Linked DNA regions of Homo sapiens: region 2 is linked to region 1. The links are chromatin loops, found by intact Hi-C in ENCODE. Cell type or tissue: GM12878. All regions are shown on one strand. Each heading gives the region's core, and the rest is flanking DNA. Links, peaks and the distances in the headings are about the cores only.

Region 1 (15,278 bases), core at 4,527-7,026:
GTTTTTTCCTTTTTATTAAAGTATGATATACATGCAAAAAAGTGCATAAATCATGAAGGCACAGTTTGACAAGTTTTTGCAAAGTGAACACATTACTGTAACCAGTACCCAGATTAAAAAAGAAAATATGGGCCCCAGAAACCTCTGTTGTTCCCCTCCCAGCTGCTGCCTTCCCTCCAGGCAATCACTTGACTTCTAACCCATAGATTAGTTTTGTGCATTTTTGAGTTCTACGTAAATAGAATCATATACTAAGTTCTCCTCCATGTGCCTGCTTTCTTTGGTTCTATACTATGTCTGTGTATCTGCATATAGCAATAGTTTATTCATGCTTGTTTTATAGTATTTCATTTCATAAATAGACTGCAAAATATCTAATCTGTTGGTAAACTTTCAATAGTTTCCAGTTTGAGGCTATTATGAATAGGACTGCTACAAACATTCCTTGTGCATGTTTTTTAGTGAAGATATGTTTCTATATCTGTTAGGATAGTCATAAATGTTAAAAACAGAATTCTTACCAGTTTTATACTGTCTTACGTGTAACATTTATTTCATGAATTTTTGACTCTATTATTAAAGCATTAGTGTTGTATTCTTTTCTTTTTAATCTTGCCTCCTTCTGAACTTTGTTTTCTTTCTTCCTGAACTTTCTTGCTTCCTAAAACAAAACTGACCTCAGACACTGGGAAAAATCTAAAATGCATAGCTCCAAGCTCATCATCTGAGGATGTAATAATGAGTGTGTTGTTGTAAATTACTTTTCATCATGGTCCGTGCTGCCTTCAAAGGTCAGGCCTTCATCCCTTGTGTGTTCTGTGGGAGTACACGGTGCATGTGACCAAAAGCAGAGCTGTTTCCAACAAAATTCAGTAAGGTTTTTGCCCTTCTCACAAAAGTTGTGCTTTTTTAAGGTAAAAGAATCTACATTTGATTCTCTGAATCTAGCTCATTTTAATATGAGCCATTTTTGTATGCAAAGGAGTGCTGACACCAGCAAGTTTTATAGTACTGATTACTATGGAAACATTTATCTATAAATATAAAATCCTTTAAAGCTTAGCCTTTTATCTTTATAGAAAAAGGCCTGTTTATGTCATTTCTAAGATTCCAGCTTTAATGTAGACATGAGCTATTCTAATGCCAAACAAGATAACCTTAGTGTTGGAGCCGTGTGAGTTTTGAAAAGTGGAATTTGTGCTAAAACTATTATTTTTTGATAAAATATTAATAATGAAACGAATTTTATTTTATTTTATTTTATTTTGAGACAGAGTTTTGCTCTTCTTGCCCAGGTTGGAGTGCAATGGCACGATCTCGGCTCACCGCAACCTCTGTCTCCCGGGTTCAAGAGATTCTCCTGAAACAAAAATATTTTTAAAAGCACACTTAAGCCAAAAGCTCTGGTTTGTTGAATTCCTTTTGTAGAATTTATATTGTGAATATGTCTCACATTTTTTTCCTTTCTAACTCATTGTTCCCTCCATTCTTTGTGCATGTGTATGTGGGTTTGTGTGTGTGTTTGTAAGCTGTGATGATGGCCAAAATGGAGATGATTGGTTTGTTAACATTTTCTGTTGGCACATTTATGGATTTTTCTTCTTTAAAGTTCATGTAAAATCAGAAATGATGATGTAATATGTATGTTATTATCACTTCTTTTTCCTCTTTTATTAAAACATAGCACTTTAGTTATTTTTTAGGCTATTTATTTTTTATATAAAAATTAGATGTATTTATTTTGGGGGTACATGTGATAATTTGATACATTCATATAATCAGATCAGAGTAATTGGGATGCCCATCACTTTAAATATTTATCTTTTCTTTATGCTACAGACATTTGAATTATTCTCTTCCAGCTATTTTGAAATGTATGATCGACTGATGTTAACTATAGTCACCCTACTGATCTGTCAAACACCAGGTCTTAAATAACTAGAGGTTTATAAGAGAAAAATACTGCAAAATAAAAGGGGAGAGGATGCCAGTCGGCTCACAGCAGAGCATCTGATGCTTCCTGCTTCTCAGTGGTGATGGGCGAATACATTTAGATTAAATGATGGGAATTTAATCCTGACTTCAAAGGTCAGGCCTTCATCCCTTGTGTGTTCTGTGGGAGTACACGGAGCATGTGACCAAAAGCAGAGCAGTTTCCAACAAAATTCATGGGAAAGGCTCTCTTTCCTTCCAGGCACATCTTCACCTGAACAAGGTAACTTTTGTCCTCATATTTTTCCATCCAAATTGGAGTTGTATGTTGCCCAAAGAGAACATCTCTCTCTACTTTCACTCAAACATAAAAGTTTACCATTATTTTTCTTCAAATGTCTTCATACCTCAACTCTATCTCTCACCGAACAACTGCAAGTTACACCAAAATAACTACAGTCCCCTTAGTCAAAACCCTCTGAGACTCTTCTAAACATCAAGAAGAGGATAACTAGCAGCATCCTTTTCTTAAAAAATTACACTACAACAAAATAGATAATTGGCACCTTTAAAGCAGCACCTTATCAATGCAGTTTTACAGAACCCGACAAATGACTAACAAGGAGAAAGGGAGGAGAGTGATGCCTTGGCACGGGAGGAAGGCATATTCTGCAATCTTCTGTGCATACCAGTTGTCGTGGAAGAGCTGAAGTGCTACGTGACAAATTCCAGAGGAGCTGCTTCCCACCATTGCTTCAAGAATGGGAATGAAACGTTAAAAAACAGTGGCTGTCACAATGGTGGAAATCAACTTTCTGATTGCCGAATTCCTGCATATTTGTCTTGACGGTATATAAATAGGGGTTAGAAAAATCTTAGAGACACCATCAGTTTAGGCATTTTAAGATGTTGTCAGGACCAACTTCAGTTGCCAGATAAATCCTGTCTGAAGGGAAGTGAGAGCACATTGACAGAATATAGTGGAAATTATTATGGCAACATAGAATTGTAGAATCATAGGATTGGAAGAGGGCCAGAGGCTTATCTATTCTGGCCACCCATGTCTTAGCTCCAGTGTTATAGACACAGAAGAAAAAAACAAATTTAAAAGGTGTTAAACAATAAGGGCCAGAGAGTCAAATATCTTTTCAGCATTCTCCTTTGATCTGTTATTTTCTCTTTCCTTTGAGCACCAGGAAAAGGGATTCAACTATGGAATATATGTTTAATGCTGCAGACAGCAGCAACACATATGGTATATGCATTGCTCTTAAGTGGTATAGACGGGGCTGACTGGGGGATTATGACATAAGGAATGTTCGCTGGCACACTCCTACCTTCACTGTCTCCATGCTCCTCACCAACCCTTCTTTCTCTCTTCCATGCCAAGCGGTACTTCCCCTCTAGGCTTAATCCAACCTTGATTTCTTCACTTGTAACACAGCAATAATTTTACACACTTCACAGTGTTGAGAAAATTCCATGAAATAATGTCAATGATGTCTTTTTTTTTTTTTTTTTTTTTTTTTTTTTGAGACGGAATCTTTCTCTGTCACCCAGGCTGGAGTGTAGTGGCATGATCTTGGCTCTCTGCAACCTTCCCCTCCAGGTTCAAGCATTTCTCCTGTCTCAGCCTCCCAAGTAGTTGGGATTACAGGCACCCACCACCATACCTGACTAAGTTTTGTATTTTTAGAAGAGTCAGGGTTTCACTGTGTTGGCCAGGCTGGTCTTGAACTCCTGGTCTCATGTGATCCGCCCACCTCAGCCTCCCAGAGTGCTGGGATTACAGGTCAATGATGTGTTGAGTTCCATGTTCAGCACATGTTAAGGCCTCAGTAAGTGATATTTTTAATTATTTCTGCTAATTGCTAAAGGTGTAATACATCCAAGGGTATTTAGAATATAAAATGGGACTTGAATATGGGAAAAACAATCAAAAGATGAGGTTGATATTTGAGAGCAGAGAGCTACCTATTCCACAATTATTTAATGGACATCTACTATATACCAAACCCTCTGCTTGGGGGCTGGGAATAGAAGTTTAAAAAATACTTATTTTTCTTAGCCTCATAGAATGAATAGTCTAGTGAAGGAAACCAACCATGAGCCATAACCACACAAGAGTCTGTGTAGCTATAATTTTTTTTTTTAAAGACAGGGTCTCCCTCTATCACCCAGGCTGGAGTGTAGTGGCAGGATCACCACTCACTGCAGCCCCAACCTCCCAGGCTTAGGCAATCCTCCCACCTCAGCCAACCGAGTAGCCAGGACTACCCGCTCAGGCTACTGCACCCGGCTAATTTTTGTATTTTTTGTAGAGACGAGGTTTTGCCATGTTGCCCAGGCTGGTCTTGAACTCCTGGACTCAAGTGATCTGCCCATCTTGGCCACCCAAAGTGGTGGGATTGCAGGTGTGAGCCACCAAGCCTGGTTCCTACAATTGTTAATAAGAGCAATAAAGGAAAAATACAGGAAGACGTGAACCTGTATTATGTGAACATCAAATTTCAAAAGAGATGGTCAAAGAAGCCTATCTGAGACGTGACATTTAAGTTGAGTTAGGTGAGGAAGAGGTGGGAGACACCTCTTCCTGACAGCACAGATGGGTGTATGGGTGCACGTCTTGGGAGACTGGCCTTGAGTAAAGTGGGAGGAGTTGTAAAGAGAAGAAATTGGCTTACATGAGGAGACTGACTGTCTTTGCTCTTCCCCTACCCAACCCCCACGGTCTATTGGTTCCACTGCCAGGAACTCAAGTTTCGGGGGAAGCCACACTGCAGTGACTTCTCAGATTGAATTGCAGGGGACTGGGGCACTTCCTTCATTTCTCACAAAGCAGATGGCTGCTTCCCTTTTCATTCCTTACTTAAAAGGTACTGCATAAAACTCAGCCTGTTGTCTCAGTATTTGTCCACCCAAGTGAACCTCCCGGGTCTCTGAAGCCAAGATTGGGCCTGAAAGCACCTTTCAGTCCCAAACCTTAAGAACTGTAGGATTTGATAAACCTAATATGACCCTGACTTTCTTGTTACTTTTTAACTCAACTGTGAACTGAGCTTAAAATCTTTCAAAGAAAACCTAGGGAACTTGTTTCAGCTAGACCTAAACTCATGGGTTTTTTTTGTTTTTTTAAACTAATAAACCAGAATTAAATCAGAACATTGAACAGGCTGAACCTAAATAGTTATTTCATTTTGTTTGAGTATCTGTCCTGAAGAAAGAAGATTAATTGTGGGGCCATTGAAAGATTTTTATGTTTGGTTTCATTGCAATCAGAAATTGCAATCAATATTAATAGATATTTGGGAAATTTCAGAATGTTGGTTTTCATTTTTCTGAAGACATTTTTGGCAAGAAATATGTATTTCTTGTTGTCAGCCTAGGACTTCTACATTCCCCCTACAATTTTCAAGTGCCTCTAATTCCTGTAAGAACCAGAAAATTGAGATTTATGTCAAAATTAAAAAATAAAAATTAAAGATTTGGTTCTTTCTTGGTGCTCCCTCTTGCTTTCCATTATAATTGTGTTTTATGTTAGTCCTGGTAAAGGAAAAAGCAATTTGGGAGTGTTTTATTTCTAGTCAAAAGTTTCTTTTTTGTGAAGAGACGTGGAAAAGCCAGATGAGATGGGGCAGTGTAGTGACATGCAAAAACAATTTTGACTCAAGAGATAGAGTCCATTTGAGAAAACCCTTTTGGGTCTGGATACTGCAGCGAGTTGCATTTTGTCCCTTGGTACCAACAAGAGCAGGTTCTACCGAGGCAGTGAGTTCCTCTTAATGCTTCATTGTTTGCAAAGCATTTCATAAGTTGACTTTGGGTTCTAGACACCGAGTCCTGGGTAATTGCTCAAAATTTCCCCTTTGTTTGAGCTCCAGTTGAACCGAGCCATGGTGCTTAATGATAACCTCTCAATTAGTAGCAATGCTAACAAAGAAAGTTTCAAGTTGAGTTGCTAATGACCTAGTTTTTGACTTTCGAAAATAACCGGAGCTCTAGTAGGATCTTTCAGATAAATTTGAATTCGGTTGCAAACAACGTATCTATACAAACACAAACCTTCAACTCCTACCCACCCTACCCCCGCCACCCTACCCACAGAAAGATCCATTTTGGAAAGAAAAACATTTCTGAGTCCATTAAGTTCTAAACCACTTTTATATTTTACCATTTAATTCTCATAATAATGCAGTGACATAGGTTTTATTATCTCGATTCTTCAGATAAAAGAATTGAACCTGCTTTATGTGCAGTGACTACGTATCACACAGTTAGTAGGGGGCAGAGCCAAGATTTGGCGTTTTTTTTTTTTTTTTTTTTTGACTCTGCAGTTTATTTTTCATGATGCACAAATAACTGTAGTGCAAAAACAAATAATATAGAAAGTCTTTTTACAAAAGCTGGCCATCATTACAATTGGGTCCTCTGTCTCTGCAGGATGGGTGGTTCCACAGCACTGTGTCGGATTGGCTGAGAGTGCTGGTAAGATTGGAATGGGATTTCCTCTGTTATCTTCTGTGTTAGAAAGGACCAGAACTGTTAAGACTAGTTCTCCTCTCTATACTCTTACTCCAGAATGAACTCTTGAACCTGTGGGGACAGGAAACTCTGTGGCTTCTCTCCCTTTGGTCCCAAGCATCTTTAAAATATGCCATCTGCTTATTGTTGGACCTGATGACTCATCACTTCCTGGTTTTCTTTTTCTGCTTTGTTTTTTTTTTTTTTTGAGACGGAATCTTGCTCTGTCGCCCAGGCTGGAGTGCAGTGGCGCGCTCTCAGCTCACAGCAACTTCCGGGTTCAAGCGATTCTCCTGCCTCAGCTTCCTGATTAGCTGGGATTACAGGCACACACCACCATGCCCTGTAATTTTTGTAGTTTTAGTAGAGACGGGGTTTTACCACGTTGGCCAGGATGGTCTCGAACCCCCGAACTCAAGCGATCGGCCCGCCTCGGCCTCCCAAAGTGCTGGGATTACAGGCGTGAGCCACCTCGCCTGGCCCTCTGCATCTTTTAATTGTGGACTATACTTCCTAGGGCTTCTTGCATTTCAGTAATGGGCTGAGTTTTAATTAGCTAATATCTGTAAAGTCTTTGAATGTCTTAGGGGGAACAAAATGCTAAGTAAATTTAACACTTTACACAAATATTAATATTTAGGGAGTTAACAATTACATGCAAAACTGTAATACAATAACTCATGGAAATCTTTTCTCACCTATGTTAATAAATACAAAATTTCTATAGACTGTTAGCATCAATTTTGCAAACTCAGAACTAAAAGAAATTTAATATTTGCATTTCTGGTCTTTTTGTTTATATTTGTAAATCCAAATTTACAGTGACTGGAATGTAAAGTTCTCAGCTGTAGTAATGTCTGGGTTAAAACTTCAGACTTTGAAGTTACCACTTGCTTGAGAGGAGTAAACTGGGAAGACAGTTGATGTTTCTGCTATTATAAAGGTGGGGCCCTTTTCAATAAAACCTCTGGAAGGATTGCTCTGGATAGATTAATATGAAGTTATTGTAGTATTTCTTGTTTAAATACTTTGGATGTAGCTTTGGAACTATAGTTCTGAGGCAACCAAGAGAATGGGGCACCCCTTACCCCCACCCACACGTATACATAATCCCACTGGAATATTGAGTACGTGGGGCTCATTAACTAAGTAAAGTGTGAGTAATGTAATGTAAGTAATAACACTGACTTACATTTGGTGTTGCCAAATATTTCTCCAATGTGACATCCCCATTAGAATCTAGCCAGTCAGGAAAGTGGAGTTTAGTTTTTAAGGGCCAAATATTATCCTAAACTGTAATCTACACACCCTGCCACCTCTCATTTGACTAACTTCTGAAGTTCAGAGATACACAGTCATGAGACAGGAAAATACAAAAGATAGTGCATTACACATATCACATACTCAATAAAACTTTGTTGAGTTAAATTAAATTGAATTAAACAGTGACTAAACTAATCCAGATTAAGACATTCCATCCTTAACAGTTCCATTTTTGTTGTTGTTGATTTTGGACTCACTTCAGAGAAAAAGAACAAAGTATCCTTTTAGAAACTTATTTTTTTAAAAGTCCATTTTGGTTTCTTCCAAATCAAATGTGAAGCCTAGGGGAGTCTGAAATTATCCTTCTATTGCCTACAGCTCAACAAATGACAAATCACCTGATGAAAAATTTATCAAAATCACCAAAAAAAAAAAAAAATCCCCTCTTTTTATTATGTTTCCTCTTTCCACATCTTTTTTCCTCACTGCAACATATTATTTCTAGTCTTTATGGAAAAGATGTTTTTCTTTTGAGAAAATGTTGGTAGTTTTGGCTCCAATCTTAAGTAGCACTTAATATTTCCAGCATGGGGCACTTAATATTTTCTAAGAAAATTAATTATCTTAAAGGGATCAAAATGTAGTAGCCAACATTGCTGGAATTCATGCTATACTGCAGGATAAGAAATGAGGCTATGAGCCTCAGTTTCCCCATCTGTAAAAAGAAACACTTAGACTAAGATCAGTTTAAGCCTTAGCATTCAATGAGGTTCATTCAACATCATGAAACCTCAAAATGTTGATGTTCAAAGGCCTCCCCCAGGAAAAGAATCCACAGGAAATGCCACTTGGTATCCAGGGCCACTGCGCTCCTAGAAGGGAATTTGTTGGGGTATTGTTTATTATTGGAAAGAAGACTGTGGGACTTGAGAAAACTCAGAAATCTTAGGTCATATCTACATACATAGTTTTTTTTGTGTTGGTCTTTTTAAAAATTGCAGAATAGTGCATTTTGTTAGTATGGTTCTCATGTACTGCCGTTGGTCCACTATGTAATAACAAATCTATGGTTTGGCTGAAATACTCACTTTTCAACTGATTAGGTGACATTATGTGGACATAACCTTAGACCTGGCTAATTTAGATTTGCTTTATACAAACAACTGAACTTTTTAGCTTATCCTTTCACTTTATCATGTAAAAATCTTAGACTGCAGGAGTTGGAATGTACCATAGAGATTTACACCAATCTCATCATTTCCTAGTTGAGGAAACTGTCAAGAAAGAGAAATAGAACTTAGGTTTTCTTTCGCTCTAGTTTTATACTTGATTTTGTAGATGATTCTGGCAACATGCCTTAGGTTTATGTGGCTATAATAGTGGGAAATTCTTATATCCTCAAAACTGTCATTTAAAAAAAATAAACATCCTGGCTTTGAAAAAAATTAAACCCACTACAGTGAGCTATTTTAGTTGAAACTCACTAACATTTAATTCTAATAATTGAGTCTATCTATCCATCTGTCTGTCCATCTATTGATCTAACTATCTAAACCACACTTTGAAGATTAAATGAGATCACATATGTAAGGCATCTAGCTGGTAAATAGTAGGTACTCAATACATGTGGGTTTCCTCTTTCCTGCAGCCCACCCCTGCTTGCCCTGCCGTGCACAAATGAGTGTGTTCCTTCACAACCCCCAGTTGAAAACAGAGATCTTCTAGATCTGAGCATTATCACAAAGACAGCAGAAAATGTTTAGAAGAACGCTTCAATGGCAGCAGGCAGAGAAATGCACTTGTAAATGGATCCTATTTCTCAGATATCTCGGGCCTTCTTTTTATCTTTTGTTAATGTGCAGTGATTGTGGTTGGAACAAAATTTAGCATATGATTTTTGATTCATGTGAAGCATAATAGTTAGAGTCTTAAAATTATTGAGGTATATTATGTAAAATAATTTTATCTGCTGAAACACTGACTTTTACTATACTATAGCAATTCCTGCTTTCTTATTCCTAATAGCATCTTGGGCATATTTTATCATTTACCAATCACCAGTAGTTAAACCGTAGTCCAGACCTGTTTAAAATTTCAATCTTATATCCAGTTTAAAACTTTTTTCCTTCCTCATTATAGGGTAGATTTGTGAATTAAGGAGTTTGAAGCGGGGAAGGAGGCAAGCTGCGGCACTGTGTAACATCTTCCTCTCCCTCTTCAAAGTTTAGCTCCTTCAATTTACATACAGGAAGGAGGAAGCAAGAAGGGAAGGAAATAACTACATTATAGTGTTCTATGAGGTTGACTGTCCATATCCTCCCATCATCTTCAGTCATTTTTTAAATACTGACTGTGGGGTAGGAGTTACGGTAGTGGTTGTTGGTAACAGGGTCAGTTATGTATTTTCTAATACAGCCGATTACAATTGTCAGAAGCTCATTGGTGGCCATCTCTGGACTGGGCACTTTGCACTATTACCCTGAGCTTTGAATCATAACTGCAATTTTGGAGAACAGAAAAGTCCCTCCTACTCAACATCTATTATAGCAGCCTAGTAATTCCTGAGTCAAATTTATATTTATAAGTATACCTTGTGTGTTTGTAGTGAATTGTCTGTAGGATAAAACGATGTAACTGAGAACCTTTGATGAGACTGTCACTGAGGACCACACTGCATAAGGAGGTAAAGTACAAGATTTGGATGTACGTTAGGTTTCCTCAACAGAGCATTTCTTACAATTCTTAACCTTTGATTCTCAATCTCTCTCTCTCTCTCTCTCTCTCTCTCTCTCTCTCTCTCTCTCACACACACACACACACACACACACACACACACACACTCCAATACTGTTCTTTCCTAGCTTTTCCCTTCTCAGGAAATGATGCCACTATGCATTGTGAACTGCCACAGCCACAGGCTTTCAGAGACATAGGATAACAACACGGTCATGGAACTGAAAGATTCTTGGGACCTTATTTGACAACTGCCCACTCTTTCCCCAATTTTGGTTGCTTAAACTAAGTCACTTTACTATCATAGACAAGAAAGTCCTAACATATGGAATAATTTATGCCATCTCTTATCTTTGAATACATATTTGCACAATAAAGTCCTAATATATGGAATCATATATGACATCTCTTATCTTTGAATAGGTATTTACATTTTACAGTCAAAAAAATAGAGTAGAGGCATCAAATCCAGAACAGTGCTAAGTGATCCTGTGATGGCAAAATGTTACATATAGGCTCAAAGCAGCTACTGATTAAGGAAATTTTATGTTGATTTATTTTGGTAGAGCAAAACATTAAAAGAAAGTATGTACTTAAGCGAGTTTGAACCTAGAACTCAAACTAATGTATCCTTCTCTCTAGAATCAGCATTGAATTCAATTCGAATCAGCATATATTTACTAATTCCTACTACGTGCAGAGCATTGTTCTTATATCTAGGGGAAAAAGTTAATGGATTTAAGGGATCACTTTGTAGACTGTCTTTTTTGATTATCTGAAGGAAATATATTTTTGTTACAACTCAGTTACAGAAAGATAAGATTTGTATGACAGATCTATAAACCTATTTCTTCTAGCAATATTTTCCAAAGTCTCAAGGCAATAATGTTTTATTTCTACCCAGCTGGAAAAATGTTAAATTACTCACTTAGCAATTGTAATAATAAACTTAATTTCACACAGTTTGAGCTATCTTAACTTTGTCAAGGCTTGGATTCTCAATATTAGTCTTTCAAATGAAAGCAACAAATGTTTTTGTCATTTTTCTTAAAATTAGACCTCTAGATTATGTCAATTCTTAAAAAGTGGAGTTGAAGGTGATAAAAGATGTTTGAACTGTCCAAACTTACTATACAACTTGTCTTTAAAACCTGGTCCAGAGTGCACAGTTGAGATGTGGCAGATCAGTCTCAATGACTCTTCCAGTCACTTTATATCCATGGTCACTGGATGATCTCTAGGGATGTGGAAACAGTTTGTCTTTGGTGACTACCCACTATCGTCTTTGTTATGCCTTTTCTGGATACGTGTCTCTGGGATGTCTTACAGTTGTACTGCATTCTGACTGCTAAAATCAGGTGCGATAATGCAGGCTAAATATTATCTCAGTGTTACTCTTTTTTCCCCTTTTTGTTCTACCTCCCCTCACTTATCCCTCTACAAGCACATCAAACATCTTATTCTTTCTTGTTGATGATTCCAATTAGATAGAGGGAGGGGCTTGGTTCAATTATCTTGAGTTTTGAATGACCACTAGCTGGCCTAGTGTATTCTAGTCCCAGGAGCATGTATATTTACAAGTCAATTTTTCTTTAATCTAGGAAGTGAAAGCTCAATGGTGGGGTCTCAGGCAATAGAACAAGAAAAGCTTTAAACTTAGCTCTGAGGGAAGAGCTATATTTCGTTGTCATTTACCCCTTGCCATTTTACTTACCTTTGTGAAGTGTTTCTATCTTATACATTTTCCTAAACAACAACTTTAGAACACACACACACAGTATGCATGTATTCAAATTCTTAAATTCTTACAGAAGTCATAAATTTGTCTGGTGTCAAGAACTGTTAAGGGGCTGAAATTTTACCCTACTTGCAAGCTAAGTTAGCCTGCCACCATTTCATAAATGTGAACAGAGGACACAAGACTCTTGGATAAGAGACAGAGGACAGTTTATTACCAACAGCAGCAACACAGCCCTCAGCCCCCTGAGCCCTAATTCCCACAGGATGAGCCAAAGAGGGCTAGATGGCACCCAAATATGTAGTAGGTTGTGTTTCAGGAGAAGAACCTGTACATAGAACACCTGGATCTTTCATAGTAAGAAGTCTACATAAATGCCCTTTGCTCTGGAAGGAAACATTGTCTTTTACACTAAGCTCACAGCTCAACCAAACAAATTCCCCTCTCCCATCTTTTTCTTTTTTCTCCACCAAAAGCTCTCTATCAAGTGGCAGGGGCATCATTACTTCTATTTCAAACTTCAGGGACCCCTTGACTCTGCAGCCACAGATATATTGCATTCTTGCCATGGCTGCAAAGTTTGCACTCTCTGGATGATTCAGACATTAACCTTCTTTGAGGATCCAGCTTACTCAGGGGAACCTGGTGGTCATTATCAAGAAAATGTCTTAAGGTTTTGCCCAGTTTGTTACCTTCAACAGCACTGTAAGTCCAACCAGGGCAATAAGAACCCAGGTACTCATCAACACCTCATCTATGGTTTCACCTGGGAGTTTGTCCTGGAGAAATCTCTCTGAGAATGCTAAAGTTTCCTTGTTTCGTTCAGTACCTATTACAAGAAACTGTAAGACCTTTTCTGTCATCTCCAAGTAGATTTAGAATGGGTGTGATAGGTGGGTGTGAGCCATAAGATGGGTTGACTCTTACCATTCTTCCTTAAGAAGTATTATGAAGCCTGCTCTTCATCTCCTAAGCATATCAGGTCAAAGTTTTATTGATGTACCTGGTTTCTACCTATATGGTCAAAATTTCATTCCTGTTATACTCAATGTAAGTTGTGTCTCTGTAACTCTTGTCTGAAAGGGGATATACCCAGGATGAATCTTGATGCCATTTGTTCCCACTTGGAGGGCCTGATGCTGATTGGCAGAATGGAAAGTAAGTCTCCTCCACCTCAGGGAGTGCTAGCAAAAACAGGACAGCATTTGGGCAGCTTTCTTTGAATCTAATTTCTGGTATTTAGCCTTCAACCACCTTCCAAATGCCTCCTCATTAGTAGGCAATAAAGAGGAGAAACATTTATTGCCTGGCACACTATACTATGTGGACAAAATGTTCACCACTGATTTTTATGAACTTCCTTTATATCCCTTTAACTGGCCTGTGAGGCCTCCATTCTTTCTCTCCCATAAAGCCATGTGTCTGTCAGCATCATCTCATCCTCATCTATAAAACTGTCAAACACTGTGAATAGTCTGAGATTTTACCTTACTTGCAAACTAACAAGTTAGGCCACTACAGTTTCATAGATGCTGGTAGAAGACACAAGACTCCTAAATCAGAGACAAAGAACAATTTATTATTTGCAGCAAGAAGTAGACAGAGAGTCCACATTTTTGTGTCAGTTATTTCAGATTCAATTTGCATAGGGTGATATGAAAAGGGCCAGATGATACCTGCACACATAGTGGTTTGTGTTATAGGAGAGATATTCTGAGCTTACTGGAATAGAATATTTTATAATGGTCAGTAAGCATACCTGTTCTTTCATCCAGGGGGATATGCCATTTTCAGCTTCCAAAGCTATAAGCAAACCTACTTTTTGCTCTGGAGAGAGATACTATCTCTATATTCAAAGGCTGTTTCTGATAGAAACTTCCTTGAAAAGATGATCTAGAACAAAGGTCAACAATTCTCTTTCAAGATGTGCAGAAATATAATACACCCGTGGAGAACTGTTTCCCTACATCTGGGATTACAGGCAGCCCTTATTTCATGATTATAAGGGACCCATTGAAAACAATAACACAAGAAAGCCAGCTTGGGAAATATTAATGAGAGTTTTGGTTTCTTTTCTGAGAGTTGGAAAGTACATTTCAATGAACAATATATTTAGCAGTGTATCAAATGTTATATGAAGATATGTCAAATGTTATATTAAGATCACATGTTTATAGAAGATACACACTGAGATTTCTTCTGCAAGTTTTCACATGACACATTCTCATGACCTGTCACTCTTCCTAATGAGGGAGACAAGATCATAGTATTTTAGTCAATGAGCCTGGACTCAACTCATTTCATTGTATTCCTTAGATTGCAAAAAACCATTGAACTTTATAGCAAAAGTGGATTCAGCAGATATTTTGCATTGCAAGTATTGAACTGTGTCTGCAAGGCAGTGGTGCCAATCTGAAAACTTTATTTTTCTGTTTAGGAACATGATAGGATTTTATCTTACTAATAAAAAGAAGCATCACTTTTCTCTTCATCCTGTGACCTCTAATATGTACATGTTTTCATTCAAATGCATCTTTCCAATAGCTAAAATAATTGCACAAGATTTGTATAATTTGTTTGACAAATAGGTAGATTTCATGTCCACTGTAGTTACATTGATTATAGGGAATTTTCCACCACTGGGGTAAACTGAGTTAGTCTTAAGTACTAATTAGCTTTGGATCGTTCATATTTGGCACTCCTAGTTACTGTGTAAATTTAGGCAGAGTAAGTAACCCCTGAACCTTAGTTTTTTACTCTATAGAATCGGGGGATAGAAAATTCTCTTATCAGCAAACTTATAAGGACTACTGGGACAAAATCAAAGCATCTAAAAAAACTTTGTACAATGCATAGTACATGATAAGGTCTCAATAAATGTCTGTCCCTTCCGTCTTATGTGGTTTGACTATATACGGATAGAAAGCCCTCATTCCTTATTGTCATGTTTTTCATTGGTGCACAGATTCCTCACTAATTCAGGAACAGAAATTAATCCTCCCTGAAGGACTTTGCCTTCTTACACCAGAGAACCAACTCCTCTGCCCACTTATTTGATATTGCATTGTTTATCATGACCTCTAGGATTGCA
Region 2 (15,278 bases), core at 5,567-8,066, 81 kb before region 1:
CACCGTTCCCGGCTAATTTTTGTATTTTTAGTAGAGATGAGGTTTTGCCCTGTTGGCCAGGCTGGTCTTGAACTCTTGACCTCAGGTGATCCACCCGCCTTGGCTTCCCAAAGTGCTGGGATTACAGCCGTGAGCCACCATGCCCAGCCAGTATACTTTTAGATAGTTATTTTTTCCTAACAAAATGGGATCATATTGTACATAATTTTGTTACATGTTTTTTCACTGAATAAATGCTTTGCTTTTTTATATCAATAAGTAGTTTTCTCCAACACCATTTATAAAGTTTAATTGAATTCCATTATATTGATGTACCATAATTTTTTTAAAAAATTATATTATTGAACATTTATGTTGTTGGCAATTTTTTTTTCACTAGTATGGACAGTACATCCTCGATTACTTCCTAAGGATAAATCTGGGATCAAAGAGTATACACGTCTATTTTTTCATACTGCTAACTTTGTTTTGCCTATTTTTTTTCTGAGCAATAATCTACAGTAATGCCTCATCAGGCAGTTAAGCAGGCATGCTAAATACCAGATAACACTGGGCTACTCAGAAAAGAGATTATCCTGTAATTTGCAAGCATTTCACAAGTTAGAAGACTTTGTTGAAGCCAGTTACTATCCTTGTCAATTAGTAAAAATATCCAAGAGGGCCTGAGACTTACATTGAAAAGTAAAATAAAGTTTGATCATTTGAGTGATGTCGGATGGCATTAAGTCATGAAACTAAGTGAAACTTAAAGGTGGCTGAGAATGCAACAGGCCTCCAGAGAGCAATGGAGGTCCTTGGGTAGTGATAAAAATGGCATTTCTGGCTGGGTGCAGTGGCTCACACCTATAATCCCAACACTATGGGAGGCCAAGACAGGAGGATCGCTTGAGGCCAGGTGTTCAAGACTAGCCTAGGCAACATAGTGAGAACCTTCCTCTAAAAAAAGGGAAATAAAATAAAAATAAAAGTTTAAAAGAGAGTTTAAAAGGCAGTTTTAAAAGAGACTTACTCAGCAAGTTTTCTGCCAAATTTACAGTATTAAAAAGAAAGAAAGTGTGTTTTTGTTTCTGTTTGTTTTTTTGAGACAGAGTCTTACTCTGTTGCTCAGGCTGGGGTGCAGTGGTGCAATCTCAGCTCACTGCAACCCCTGCCTCCTGGGTTCAAGTGATTCTTGTGCCTCAGCCTCCCACACAGCAGGGATTATGGGCATGCACCATCATGCCTGGCTAATTTTTGTATTTTTAGTAGAGTCGAGGTTTCGCCATGTTGGCCAGGCTGGTCTCAAACTCCTAGCCTCAAGTGATTTGCCCACCTTAGCCTCCCAAAGTGCTGAGATTACAGGCATGAGCCACCGCACCCTGGCCTTGATTGTGGTTTTTTAATCAATGAGCTGCCATACTTCTGCTCTCCAGCAAAGGTTTTCTATGAGAATTTTCTGTAAGCTAAGTAAAGGAATATCTTAATATTGGAAGAAATAAAATTTAGTCAGAGTTGTTTTCTACCTTTGTACACAGCAACACTTACAAGTAATTTGAAGAGTAGCTAATAAAAATTTCTGCATGGATGGCTTAGGCATTTTAATTTTTTTAAGGTTGCCTGAGTAAATCTGAAAATAATAAATTATTACAGTTTTGCTCAAATAAAGAACACAAATAGAACAAAAAATACATAACTGGCTAGATTACATGAAAGCCTTTTTCCAAAACAGAGGTTTAGAGGCCAGGGCAAATAGGCAGGAAAAATAAATAAAGGGCATCCAAATTGGAAAAGAAGAAGTTAAATTAGCTTTCTTAGCAGATGACATTATCTTACACCTAGAAAAACCTAAAGACTCCCTCAAAAAACCTGTAGAACTGATAAATGAATTCAGTAAAGTTGCAGGATATAAAATCAACATATAAAAATCAGTAGAATTTATATATGCTAACAGTGAACAATCTGAAAAAGAAATCAAGAAAGCAATCCCATTTATAATAGCCACAAAAAGTATAAAATACCTAGGAATCAATCTAACCAAAGACATGAGAGATCTATACAAGGAAAAGTATAAAACTATGATTTAAAAAATTGAAGAAAACACACAAAGGTGGAAAGATATTCCATATTCATGGATTGGAAGAATTAATTTTGTTAAAATGACTATACTACACAAAGCAATTTACAGATTCAATGCAATCCCTATTAAAATACTGATGACTTTCTTCACAGAAATAGAAAAAACAATCCTAAAATGTATATGGAGCTAAAAAGACCCCAAATAGCCAAAGCAATCTTGAGCAAAAAGAACAAAGTTAGAATCACCACACTACCTTACTTCAAAATTTATTATAAAACTATAATAACCAAAACAGCATAGTACTGATATAAAAACAGACATAGTAGACCAGTGGGACAGAATAGAGAACCCAGATACCTAAGTCCACATGTTTACAACCAACTCATCTTTGACAAAGGTGCCAAGAACTGTAACGGGGAAGACAGTCTTTTCAATAAATGGTGCTGGGAAAATTGGATAATTATATGCAGAAGAATGAAACTAGATTCGCTTCTCTTACCATACACAGAAATCAAATGAAAGTATATTAATGACTTGAATCTTAGACCTGAAACTATGAAATTACTTGAAGAAAACATTAAGGAAATGCTTCAGGACATTGGTCTAAGCAAAGATCTCATTCTGTCACTCAGGCTGGAGTGTAGTGGCATGAACCTGGCTCATTGTGGCATTGACCTCCTGGGCTCAAGCAATTCTCCCACCTTGGCTTTCCATGTAGCTAGAACCACAGGTGCATGCCACCACATTCCACTAATTTTTAAATTTTTTGTAGAGATGGAGTCTCACCATCTTGCCCAGGCTGGTCTCGAACTCCTGAACTCAAGGGATCCTCCTGTCTCAGCCTCCCAAAGTGCTGAGATTACTAGCATAAGCCACTGTCCCTGGCCAGCGAAGATTTCTTATGTAAGACCTGAAAAAGCATAGGCTATCAAAGCAAAAATAGGCAATTGGGATTATGTCAAGCTGGAAAGCTTCTCCACAGCAAAGAAAACAATCCACAAAGGGAATAGATTACCCAAAGAATGGATGAAAATATTTGCAAACTATCAATCTGACAAGGGATTAATAACCAGAGTCTATAAGGAGCTCAAACAACTGTATAGGAAAAATCTAGTAATCTGGTTTTAAAATGGGCATGAGACCTGATTAGAAAACTCAACAGAAAAAAAAATTTGATTAAAAATGGATAAAAGATCTGAATGGACATTTCTCAAAAGAAGACAGACAAATGGCCAGGAGGTACATGAAAAAATGCGCAACATCACTAATTATCAGAGAAATGCAAAACAAAACCACAATGTAAAATCCACTTGCCCTAGTTAAAATGGCTTGTATTAAAAAAAAAAAAAAAAACAGGCAATAACAGATGCTGGGAGGATGTGGAGAAAGGGAACCATCATATATTGTTGGTTGAAATATAAATAGTACAGCCACTATGGAGAACAGTATGGAGGGTCCTCCAAAAATAAAAGTAGAACTAGAACTTCCGTGTGATCCAGCAATTCTACCACCGGGTATATATCCAAAAGAAAAAAATTAGTATATCAAAGAGATATCTGCACTCCCATGTTTATTGCAATAGTATTCACAATAGCCAAGATATGGAATTAACCTAAATGTCTGTCAACAGATAAATGGATAAAGAGAATGTGGCATAAAGATATATATATATATATATATACACACACACACACACACACACACAATGTGGTACTATTCAGCCATAAAAAAGAATGAAATCCTGTCATTTGCAGCAACATGTATGGAACTGGAGGCCATTTTGTTAAGTGAAATAAGCGAGGGACCGAAAGACAAACATCACATGTTCTCATGCAGGTGCTAAAAAAGTAGATCCTATGAAGACAGAGAGTAGATTAGAGGTTACCAGAGGCCGAGAAGGGGAGTGGGAAGTAGAGGATAAAGGAAAAAAACAAGAATATAAATGTATTTATTACCATTAAACTGAACATTTAAAAATTGTAAAGATGGTAAATTATATATGTGTATTTTATCTTAATTAAAATTTTAAAAATCAGGAGTTTAGAAATTTTTAAGAGAAGTGTGCCCATAGTGATAAGAAAGAAAGACCCTTTTGGAAAATTTTCTTGAACAAATTATACAGTATTTTCTTAAACAAATTGTACATTCTGTAGCAGTTAATACACCAAATAAGATTTCAGGGTTACCTCTTGGAGATTGTATGAAATAAAAACATTTAGGTGGGCATGATGGCTCATTCCTGTAATCCTAAAACTTTGGGAGGCTGATGCAGGAACAATACTTGAGGCTAGTACTTCAAGACGAGCCTAGGCAACATAGTAAGACCCAGTCTCCACAAAACAACCAAAAAAAATAGCAAGTGTGGTGGCACACACCTGTAGTTCCAGCTACTCAGGAGGCTGAGGCAGGAGGAACACTTGAGGCCAGGAATGTGAGACTGCAGTGGGCTATGATTGTGCCACAGCACTCCACTCCAGCCTTCACTGTAGAAAGAGACCCTGTCTCGAAAGGAAGGAGGGAGGGAGGGAGGGAGGGAGGGAGGGAGGGAATGAAGGAAGGAAGGAAGGAAGGAAGGAAGGAAGGAAATGTAAACTCATTTGATTTGGCTGTAAAGGATTAATAGAAAAGGAAAACGTAGTCACTAGGCTGAGAAAAATTGAACTCTATTGAATTGGTATAAAGATCTAAGTGGAGGTGTTTGGCAGACATGATCATGAAGCTTTCACTGAGGAAGGAAACTCTAGGAGGCAAAAGCAGAAATGCAACTCATCAAAATTGAAATGGTGACAAAATATGTGCATTCAAACCTGAAAGTGACTGAAAGAGAAGCCCAAACACACAATTTTGGGGTAAGATGGGAAACCATTACCAAAGTTCTCAGAAAGAGCATTTTTAAAAGTAAGATTATAGAAGCCAAAAGGATATGTAGTAGTCTGTTCTCACACTGCTGTAACGAACTACCTGAGACTGGGTAGTTTGTAAAGAAAAGAGGTTTTATTGACGCTCAGTTCTGCAGGCCATACAGGAGACATGGCTGGGGAGGCCTCAGGAAACTTACAGTCATGGCGGAAGGCAAAGGGGAAGCCAGTACATATTACATGGTGGGAACAGGAGGAGGAGAGGGAGGGTGGGAGGTGCCACTCACTTTTTAAAACAAACAGATCTCCTTAGAACTCACTCACTATCATGAGAACAGCAAGGGGGAGGTTTGCTCCCATGATGCAATTACCTGACACCAGGCCCTTCCTCCAACATGGGGGATTACAATTCCACATGAGATTTGGGTGGGGACACAAATTCAAACCATATCAGAATGTTAGTGACTAAAGTAAATGTTCTTGTTTAACTCTTTAATGTGTATATTGAGTGCAAGCCATATGCAGGGGCTATTCTAGGTACTGGTGGTTTACTCAAGAAAAAGGGGGCAAAAAAATGAAGAAGGTGGCCAGGCATGGTGGCTTACGCCTGTAATCCCAACACTTTGGGAGACTGAGACGTGAGAATTGCTTGAGCCCAGGAGTTTGAGATCAGCCTGGTAACATGGCAAATCCCTGTCTCTACAAAAAAATGCAAACAAACAAACAAACAAACAAACAAATTAATCGGGCATGGTGTCACATGTCTGTAGTCCCAGCTACAGGTTGAGGTGGGAAGATGCCTTAAGCCTAGGGAGGTTGAGGCTGCAGTCAGCCATGATAGCACCACTGCACTCCAGCCTGGGCAACAGAGTGAGACCCCATCTGAAAAAAAAAGAAGTCAAAACAAATGAAAAAAAAAAAAAAGTCAAAACAAATATTCAGTGTAAATGTGAGACCATGTAAAAAAGTTTAAAAGTAAAATATATAGTTTAAGCAGAGGATGGGAGACGGGGAAAAAACCTTTTCTCCCTAACTTTATATACTCCCTCTATAAATTAGTGCTTATGGCCAATAAGAAATGAATAATTTCTTTTTTCACCGTTGGTAGTAAAGTATAATGGTAGTTAACACAAAAAACTAAATGATATATTCAGAACCTCATACTAAACAAAGAAACAAAGGCATGCAATCACAGGACAGGTGGAAACAGTGGTTCTGAACTAACCACAAACCAGAACTACCAAATGTGCTACAAATTGTTTAGTAACAAAGGACCATCCCTTCAGAATTGAAGAGCACGTCTCAGTTATCTCATGCCTATGTGCATGGAACTTAAAGTCTCAAAATTACTCTTACAAGATGGCAAATTGAGGCTGTCAGCTAAGCTCCTAGATTGTCTGTTTCTCCAAGAAAAATAAATTTCAGTAATTATTAAGGAAAAAGCATAGAATTGCATCATGTTTTACATTTCATTACTTTTGGCATGACATGGGAGCATGGATGTTTTCTACAAAGTGCTCTGATAAATTGAAGAAGAGGCCAACAACAGCCACCGAAAAAACCTTCAAGATTCTTGCCAGTATGGCTCAGGGGAAAAATTCCCTCATAACCACAGATTTGACTTTTCAACTTCTGTACTTCTGCATATGAGTAATAATCTCTGAGGTTAAGTATTCATCCCATTTAGCTAATTGTCCACATAACTCCCTGGGTCTTAGATTGCTCTATAAATACCTCCTAAGAGAAGAATTTTTCAAATGACAGTTTCGTTTTTCCTTTTTCTTCTTTTAAAGCAACAAAGAAAAGCACGTCTGTGTTTATATTTAACCAAACTTAAACTTGGAGAGCATTGGCCGTGTTGTCGACGTGTTTCTTTTCTCTACTGTTAAATTCCTTACTGTTCCAGTTACTCACCATCATACTCACCTTTGCCTCTGCCACTTGGGGTCCTCTGTTCTGCAGTTGTGTTCTGCTCTCTGATGCCTCCAGGTTTTGCTGCACCTTCTAGAAATTGCTCACCTGGATAAGGCCTTGGCTGTCCTTTATGACTCATCTCGTTCAGAAGCCTTTTGAATCTCTCTTGAAGAATATTCCCTTTGCTCAGTCCAAATACACATTCACTCACTTGAATGCTGCTTCTTCCTCCAGTTTCACAGTGCTGGGGATGATCCCGTAAGGCCTTTAAATTACATTATAATTAGTCATGCACTTCTCTCTGCTCTGGGGCTGTTTGAATCGTTCACTCTCTTTATACCTCCAGTGTTCAGCACAGAGCCTAGGGTATAATGCGTATGCAGTAATGTTTCTTGAAGGAGTGAATGGGCAAGTGAAACACCAAACAAATACTAAAGAGCAAAACATGTATTGCTCTTGTATATTAACACATTCCGAGAAGAGATGGGAGGAAGGTCTTGAATAATATCAAATTATTTCTTAAGAGATCTTGATTTAGATTTTTTTCAAAATGAGATACATGTTGACACTGCTGTCAACAAATAATCACATAAAAGCTAGAGCCTGGCTTTTAAGTATCAGGGGGAGCATGTGTGAATAATCAGCATTGCTGCTGTTGAAGCTCCATAAAGTGGGAAGCAGCGACTGCAAAGATCCAGAGATGGACATCTGAAGCATAGGAAAGGGGCAGCTTGAATGAGATAGGAGCAGGATCTGTATTGATTGCAGGTCACCAGATAGAATTAAAAAAATCTATGTTCTCACTAGTGGCTACAGTTTTCAAGGACAAATGACTATTAGTGGTTATTGTATTTTTCTTGTTTTCAATGGAGCAGCTCCATGACTTAGTTACATAAGAAGTTAAAGGCTCCACCCCCTTCCCTACCAATGTCTTAAGCTGTCCTCCGTGTGCATACAAACTTTGTTTCCAGACTGCCCTCGTGTGACTCAGTCCCTGGACCAGCTTCCCAGCCCCTTCTGTTTCCAGCACATCCTCCTCCACGTGTTACAGGATTACAAAGCTTTGCACAGCCTTTCAATAGGGTTTAGAGCAAGAATGACAGATTGCTACCTGGTAGGCAGCACTGACTATAGTTTTATTGGCGTTGCGTAGAGTGACTGCATGACATGCAGGTTGTGCTTTTGTTTTGCCAGGAATTTAAAGGCATTTAGCAAAGCCGTATGAAATTATCTGCCTTATGTACCTCGAATGTGAGGTAATGAACTTGTCATTAGTCGTGTTTTAGTTTAGTGTTCTCGCTGGAATTTGCAAAAGATTAAAATTCTGCACATTTCATTAAGTCTTCCACATGGGCTCAAAATACCATCCCGCAGGCTCGACCTGACTTGCCACGTTGCTTTGACACCATCTCTGATTCCAGTGAACAAAACTAAGTAAGTGTGACTTACAGCCGCCCTACCAAACATTGAAGGTGTGAGCCTGCACTGTTGTTTTGTAATGACAATGACAAGAGTATAATGACAAGAGTATAATGACATCCTAGTCCATGAAGACATGTTTTCTCTTTTCCCTCCCTCTATGTATACTTACTTACTCTTAAGGAAATAATATAATTTCTATTTCTGCTTAAATCTGCCATCTCTACTTAGAATTATTTTCCCTTGAAAAATTAAATTGCATTATCCATCAGCCAAATGGAAAATCTGATTACTAAATGCCTACTTCTAGACATTATGAATTACCTGTAATATCACATTTCTTGGGCACTTCTCAGAATGCTATGATTTTACATAAAAGCATAAATTACAGAATGAGAAGAGTAAAGCTTAGTGCATATTATGCAGGTTCGCAGAGTGATATGTGGCCTACGACTGTCATTGTAATCAAAATTGATTTTTGATCATTTATAAAACTAAAACAACTAATTGAAAGCAAATTTACTTTAACTGATGAAATTCAAGATGAAGTGACAGTAGTCATGAATCACAGTTCTGTAGATCTGCTAAAATGCCAATGAACTGTTATTAATGGTGAAAGTGTTTAATATATTAATGGGAATCCAAGTAAGGAAAATAAAACACATATTTTGCCCTTACCTTAAGTCATGTTGACATCATACATAAATCAGGTAGAATTTGAAGATGTTTCATCCAGCATTCATCATGAAGCAACAGAGTCAATAGCGGGCAGTTACAGTCTGTAGGCAATGCTTTCTGGTGTGGATTATGCAAGAAACTTACAGTCATTTGGCTTCCTTTATTCCCCTTTGCATGTAAACTACCAGGTGGTAGGTAGACCCATTCTTGGCTGCCAGTATTTTTACCACTTGGATAGATTCTGCTCTCTGAGGTCTTTAAGACAAACACAGCACATGTACATTGTGATATAGGAGAAAGAACATCAGACAGAGGCAGAGAACTGGGCTTGTCAAAATTAAGGGTGACCTAGAGCCTTAGTGTCCTTATATGTAAGATGAGAAGCTTGGATTAAAATTCATTGCTCCTTACACTTGATTTTTATGCAGCAGAACTTTCTTCAAAAGAGATCACTCCTGGAATCCCAATATACAAAATGGATAAAAGTAGGATTGTTCTGAAGTAAAGAAGTAAAATCCAGAGCCCCACTTATTTGAGTCATCTCCTACCTTTTAGATGGTTATTAACATTGTTTCTAGTTCAGAAATTCTGATGTTTTATATTAATTTAAACTAAAGTTAAATTAGGACTAGAAGAGCCATTTCGTGTGAAAATAGACATAGTCTGAGTGATTTAGGCAAACCCATAGTGACAGATTTAGTGGCCTGATACACTGGCTTGGAAAGATCTGTTCCAAGTCAGTCTCAATACACAAGGCTCGGTGAACACATGGCGAGCAGTCTTGGTGGTGGTCAAGAACATGGAATTTGCTGTGAGAGAGAGCTTGGTTAGGGTCTGGGCTCTTCCATCTGTTAACTGCAAACTTGAGCAAGTTATTCAATCTCCCTAATATTCAGTTTTCTCATTCATAAAATGGATTGATAATGGTACCTTCTATGTACAGTTACTGTGGGTATTAAATGAGGTAATAAGCCTGTAAAACTCCTGGCATGATGACATTGGCCTACATTAATTGCTCACAGAGTGAGAACTTATTATAAACACAGGCATTTTTGTTGAATGACTGACTGATTGAATGAATGAATATAGAACTAGCTTTCTATTTGTGATGTATGGAATATCTCTATTTCATTTAATTTCATTTTGAATATTAAAATTCAGGCTTGCTTTTAAACCAAAGTATTTGCTGATGCAAAGAATGAAATTCTGACTATGATACAGTTACATAACTTTTGAAGAAATAAGAAAAATGCTAACACAGCATGAACAACTTTGATTTAGAGAACAGAGTCTCTGTTAAAATCCATGGGACTTGTCAACTTCATATTTTTGTTTATGAGCATAAAACACTCTTTAGTGCATGTCGGAATCATTTGATGCTTGCTGAATCACAGGTTGCTGGAACCCATCCCCAGATTCTGATTCAGTCTGAGATGAGGTCTGGGAATTTGCATTTTTAACTTGTTGTCTGGTGATGCTGATGCTAGTGGTCTGAGAATACACTTTGAGGATCACTTTTTCACAGTAAAAGTCACAGTCATTAAGCAAGTTAACTCAATGAGAAATGATAATGAAAAGGCATGTACCTAAATAGATAAAGGACCTATACCAGCTATGAATTTGAGTTCAGCAATAATTGTAAAATTTGTAATTCTTTTCAGGTATTTGGTTTTTAAAAAACTCCCTATGTATGCTTTTATCTTATGTTTTATATGGTGTCCCTCTTTTCCTCTCTTTCTCTCTAATCCAGTTTTTAATGTGAACATGTTTAATGTGAAAATGTTGTTCAAAGCAGAAGCGAACCTTTTGTGTAACCTTGGCGGTATTAAGTTTGTTTGTAAGCTATTTCTGCCCTGTTAGCTTCTGTACTGAAACACGTTTTCTTGCTTTTGTTGCAGTATGGAAGAGAAGAGAGCGACTGGACAATTGTGCTATCCTGAATGGAAAATAGAGGATACAATGGAAAATAGAGGATACCAACTGTATGCTACTGGGACAGACTGTTGCATTTGAATTGTGATAGATTTCTTTGGCTACCTGTGCATAATGTAGTTTGTAGTATCAATGTGTTACAAGAGTGATTGTTTCTTCATGCCAGAGAAAATGAATTGCAATCATCAAATGGTGTTTCATAACTTGGTAGTAGTAACTTACCTTACCTTACCTAGAAAAACATTAATGTAAGCCATATAACATGGGATTTTCCTCAATGATTTTAGTGCCTCCTTTTGTACTTCACTCAGATACTAAATAGTAGTTTATTCTTTAATATAAGTTACATTCTGCTCCTCAAACAAATGCAATTTTTTGTGTGTGTTTGAAAGCTAATTTGAGAAAATTTCATAGGTTACATTTCCTGCAGCCTATCTTTATCCACAGAAAGTGTTTTCTTTTTTTTAAATCAAGACTTTTAAAACTGGATTTCCTCCCATCACTGTTTTTTGAAGGTCCTCCAAGTCCGTGTTAAGGTAAATATCTGTTTTCTTCCTGATGTCACAGCCTGAGCATACTCTGTGCATTAGGAAGACCTGAGTGCATTTCCCACCATTGTCCTTTCCACATTATGTTGTAGCTGGCTGGCTGTCAGGCGACTACAAGACTGAGGGTCTTGTGCCTTATAGATCTTTGTATCCCCCATGGCTGACATATAGTAGGTACTCAGTAAATGGTTTTATAATGAATCAGTGAACATTTTGCTTCTATAGAAGTGTACCTTCTTTGTTTCTATATTATGAAACCTCTTTATTAGAATTTGTGATTGATTCTGACAGTGTATAGATTTACCTTATATTGTCTTTATTTTCCATGAGCTACTAAGTCATTAGAGATACTCTGAAGCATAGTTAGTTTAGGAAATCACTTCATATTGATTGTATTAGAATTATCTTGGAATTGAAGATATATCCCTAGAGCAGGGGACCCCAACCCCCAGGCCATGGGCCACACAGCAGGAAGAGGTGAGTGGTGGGCCATTGAGGAGCTTCATCTGTATTTATGGCTACTTCCCATCACTCGAATTACCACCTGAACTCCACCTCTTGTCAGCTCAGTGGCAGCATTAGATTCTCATAGGAGCACAAATCCTATTGTGAACTCTGCATGCAAGGGATCTAGGCTATGCGCTCCTTATGAGAATCTAATGCTTGATGACCTGAGGTGTAACAGTTTCATCCTGAAACCACCCTTCACCCTGCAGTCTGTGGAAAAATTGTCTTCCACAAAACTGGTCCCTGGTGCCAAAAATGTTGGGGACCACTGCTCTAGAGAGAGGTCATGATATCATACCAACCAAATGGAAATGACAAATGTTTTATGTCAAGTGTTAATTGCAGAAATAAATCTTTTTTTTTTTTTTTTGGTAGAAAACAAAGAGGCATACTCTGATTTTTATACTCTGTTTTTGCAGGTGCTCTTTTCTTTGAATGGAGATTTGATGAGCAAGTGGTTAGGATGCAGGGAGAGCTACTATGGGTGATATTTTCCTTGTTTAGGAGCTGTGAGTTAAAATTGTATCCTTTGTGGTTTATCTAAGGAAAGTCAAATCTTGACAGAAAACATTTTTCCTTGGAAGGTCAACTCTCAGACATTGTATTTTGGTTTCCCTCAGTCCTCATAACTTCCTTCTTGCTGAACATATTTTATTCTCTTTTCAGAGAAGGAAAATAAAAAGGATTCTAAAAGTTTGATGCATTGGAAAAATTTCCTTGAGGCATTTAGCAACACATAGAAAATGGGCTTTGATTCTTTTCCAAAACTTTTAGCCATAGGGTCTTTTATAGACAGGGATAGTAAAATGAAAATTGAGAAATATAAGATGAAAAGGAATGATAAAAATATCTTTTAGGGGGCTTTTAATTGGTGATCTGAAATCTTGGGAGAAGCTGTTCTTTTCAGGCCTGAGGTGCTCTTGACTGTCGCCTGCGCACTGTGTACCCCGAGCAACATTCTAAGGGTGTGCTTTCGCCTTGGCTAACTCCTTTGACCTCATTCTTCATATAGTAGTCTAGGAAAAAGTTGCAGGTAATTTAAACTGTCTAGTGGTACATAGTAACTAAATTTCTATTCCTATGAGAAATGAGAATTATTTATTTGCCATCAACACATTTTATACTTTGCATCTCCAAATTTATTGTGGCGAGACTTGTCCATTGTGAAAGTTAGAGAACATTATGTTTGTATCATTTCTTTCATAAAACCTCAAGAGCATTTTTAAGCCCTTTTCATCAGACCCAGTGAAAACTAAGGATAGATGTTTAAAAACTGGAGGTCTCCTGATAAGGAGAACACAATCCACCATTGTCATTTAAGTAATAAGACAGGAAATTGACCTTGACGCTTTCTTGTTAAATAGATTTAACAGGAACATCTGCACATCTTTTTTCCTTGTGCACTATTTGTTTAATTGCAGTGGATTAATACAGCAAGAGTGCCACATTATAACTAGGCAATTATCCATTCTTCAAGACTTAGTTATTGTCACACTAATTGATCGTTTAAGGCATAAGATGGTCTAGCATTAGGAACATGTGAAGCTAATCTGCTCAAAAAGATCAACAAATTAATATTGTTGCTGATATTTGCATAATTGGCTGCAATTATTTAATGTTTAATTGGGTTGATCAAATGAGATTCAGCAATTCACAAGTGCATTAATATAAACAGAACTGGTGGCACTTAAAATGATAATGATTAACTTATATTGCATGTTCTCTTCCTTTCACTTTTTTCAGTTTCTACATTTCAGACCGAGCTTGTCAGCTTTTTTGAAAACACATCAGTAGAAACCAAGATTTTAAAATGAAGTGTCAAGACAAAGGCAAAACCTGAGCAGTTCCTAAAAAGATTTGCTGTTAGAAATTTTCTTTGTGGCAGTCATTTATTAAGGATTCAACTCGTGATACACCAAAAGAAGAGTTGACTTCAGAGATGTGTTCCATGCTCTCTAGCACAGGAATGAATAAATTTATAACACCTGCTTTAGCCTTTGTTTTCAAAAGCACAAAGGAAAAGTGAAAGGGAAAGAGAAACAAGTGACTGAGAAGTCTTGTTAAGGAATCAGGTTTTTTCTACCTGGTAAACATTCTCTATTCTTTTCTCAAAAGATTGCTGTAAGAAAAAATGTAAGACAAAAAAAAAAAAAAAAAACAAACAGAGGCAGAGGCAGGCAGTAGCAAGAAAGCAGAGCGTAACATCAGCTAGATGGTAACATGCAATGTCAGCTCTCTTGAAGACATGGGAAACCTAAGTTACACCTTGGGTTAAAATTCTTCACCATATTAGTTTTGTTGCTTCATAAAATTTACCTAAGCAAGTGGTCTTGCTTGCCTCAAATCCAAGCAGTCTTGAACACTTGGAGGCAATTAATGAGTATATCTTAGTCAAAAGAATTGTTGGAGCTTTTTATTAAAGCTACAGTTTCAGTTCTGCTTTTGGGGAATTGTGCTATGAAAGCAGCTGCCAAAATAAGCTCATTTATTTTCTTCAATCCCACTCAGTGCTCAGTCACTATATTCTGTTTCCTTTTTTTTTTTCAAGTTGCATATTTGGTTTCCCCTTATGATTGGGAAAGATGAATTTTCAGCAGAAAACATTGTTTGTTCACTTTCAAAGAGTGATAGTTTCTAAAACATTTAGAGCAATAAATATTCATCAGAGGTACCAAGTAAGCCGGCAGAAGAGTTAAGGGTTAGAGAAATCCCTTATTTCATGTCTTGACTCTAAAATTATCAAAGTACTTTTCCTTGTAATGTGGATTTCTTCTTATGCGGATATGCAAAAACTTCAGTTATACGTAGTAATGCTAGCAGGTAATTTTAGTAGACATTTTATAACAACTGTCACTTTGTTTCGCCACATGTAGAGTTTGTTCAGCTATTTTCCAGATATCTCCCCACAAAAGGAGGCAAAGGGTACCAGCTTTTCAATGAGCATTACCTATTACTTGGCAAAGATGATGAAGACTCTATTAATAGTTCATTTGATAAATGTTGACATAACCAACAATAGAGATTAGGAAGTTAGTTTTAAGAAATCAATGGCATATAGACATTACCCTCATGGAGTTTGTATTCTACTACTTGAACTGATTGTAGCTATAAAAGCATAGTTAGATAGCTGAATAGTTAGATCATAAGCAAAGAAGGCCAGAACACATCTCTTATCAAGAAATCAATGAATAGTTTATCTCATTTTTAAAGCAACTTTATCCTTCTTTAATTCCTTCCTTTCTTCTAGTGCAAAACTACTTAATAAGGTTGGTGTTTAGGTTAGTGTTCACACCATTCCTCATCTGGTGTGAATTACCTTCTCTTTCTTTACTATTTACTACCAACCTAGTACATGTGTTGACTGAA

The links. A loop is a pair of places that touch in the nucleus more often than their neighbours do. Peaks named below come from ENCODE experiments on the same cell type or tissue, not always from the same donor. Only the 100,000 strongest peaks of a DNase experiment are listed, where the experiment ranks them.
Region 2: it touches region 1 in a loop (3-fold over the local background); 2 of 110 quality-filtered maps call a loop at or near these places.

Annotation. Positions count from the first base shown.
Region 1 is chr12:24,731,970-24,747,247 of GRCh38, reverse strand. All of the region lies in intron 1 of LOC124902897, which reads right to left. Among named protein-coding and RNA genes, the nearest start is that of BCAT1-AS1, 80 kb to the left of the region's middle. In GM12878, for the core only: no CTCF peak of the experiment used is centred there; DNase peaks (open chromatin) are centred at 4,677, 5,827 and 6,539; H3K4me3 peaks cover 442 bases.
Region 2 is chr12:24,813,595-24,828,872 of GRCh38, reverse strand. BCAT1 (branched chain amino acid transaminase 1) reads left to right here. Exons shown (of 11, transcript NM_005504.7): 11 at 10,824-15,278. The coding sequence ends at 10,865. BCAT1-AS1 (BCAT1 antisense RNA 1) reads right to left here and starts at 9,015. Exons shown (of 4, transcript XR_007063245.1): 1 at 8,926-9,015; 2 at 6,934-7,093. RefSeq lists enhancers at 6,234-6,283, 6,674-6,873. In GM12878, for the core only: no CTCF peak of the experiment used is centred there; DNase peaks (open chromatin) are centred at 6,112, 6,522 and 6,892; H3K4me3 peaks cover 370 bases; H3K27ac peaks cover 1,992 bases.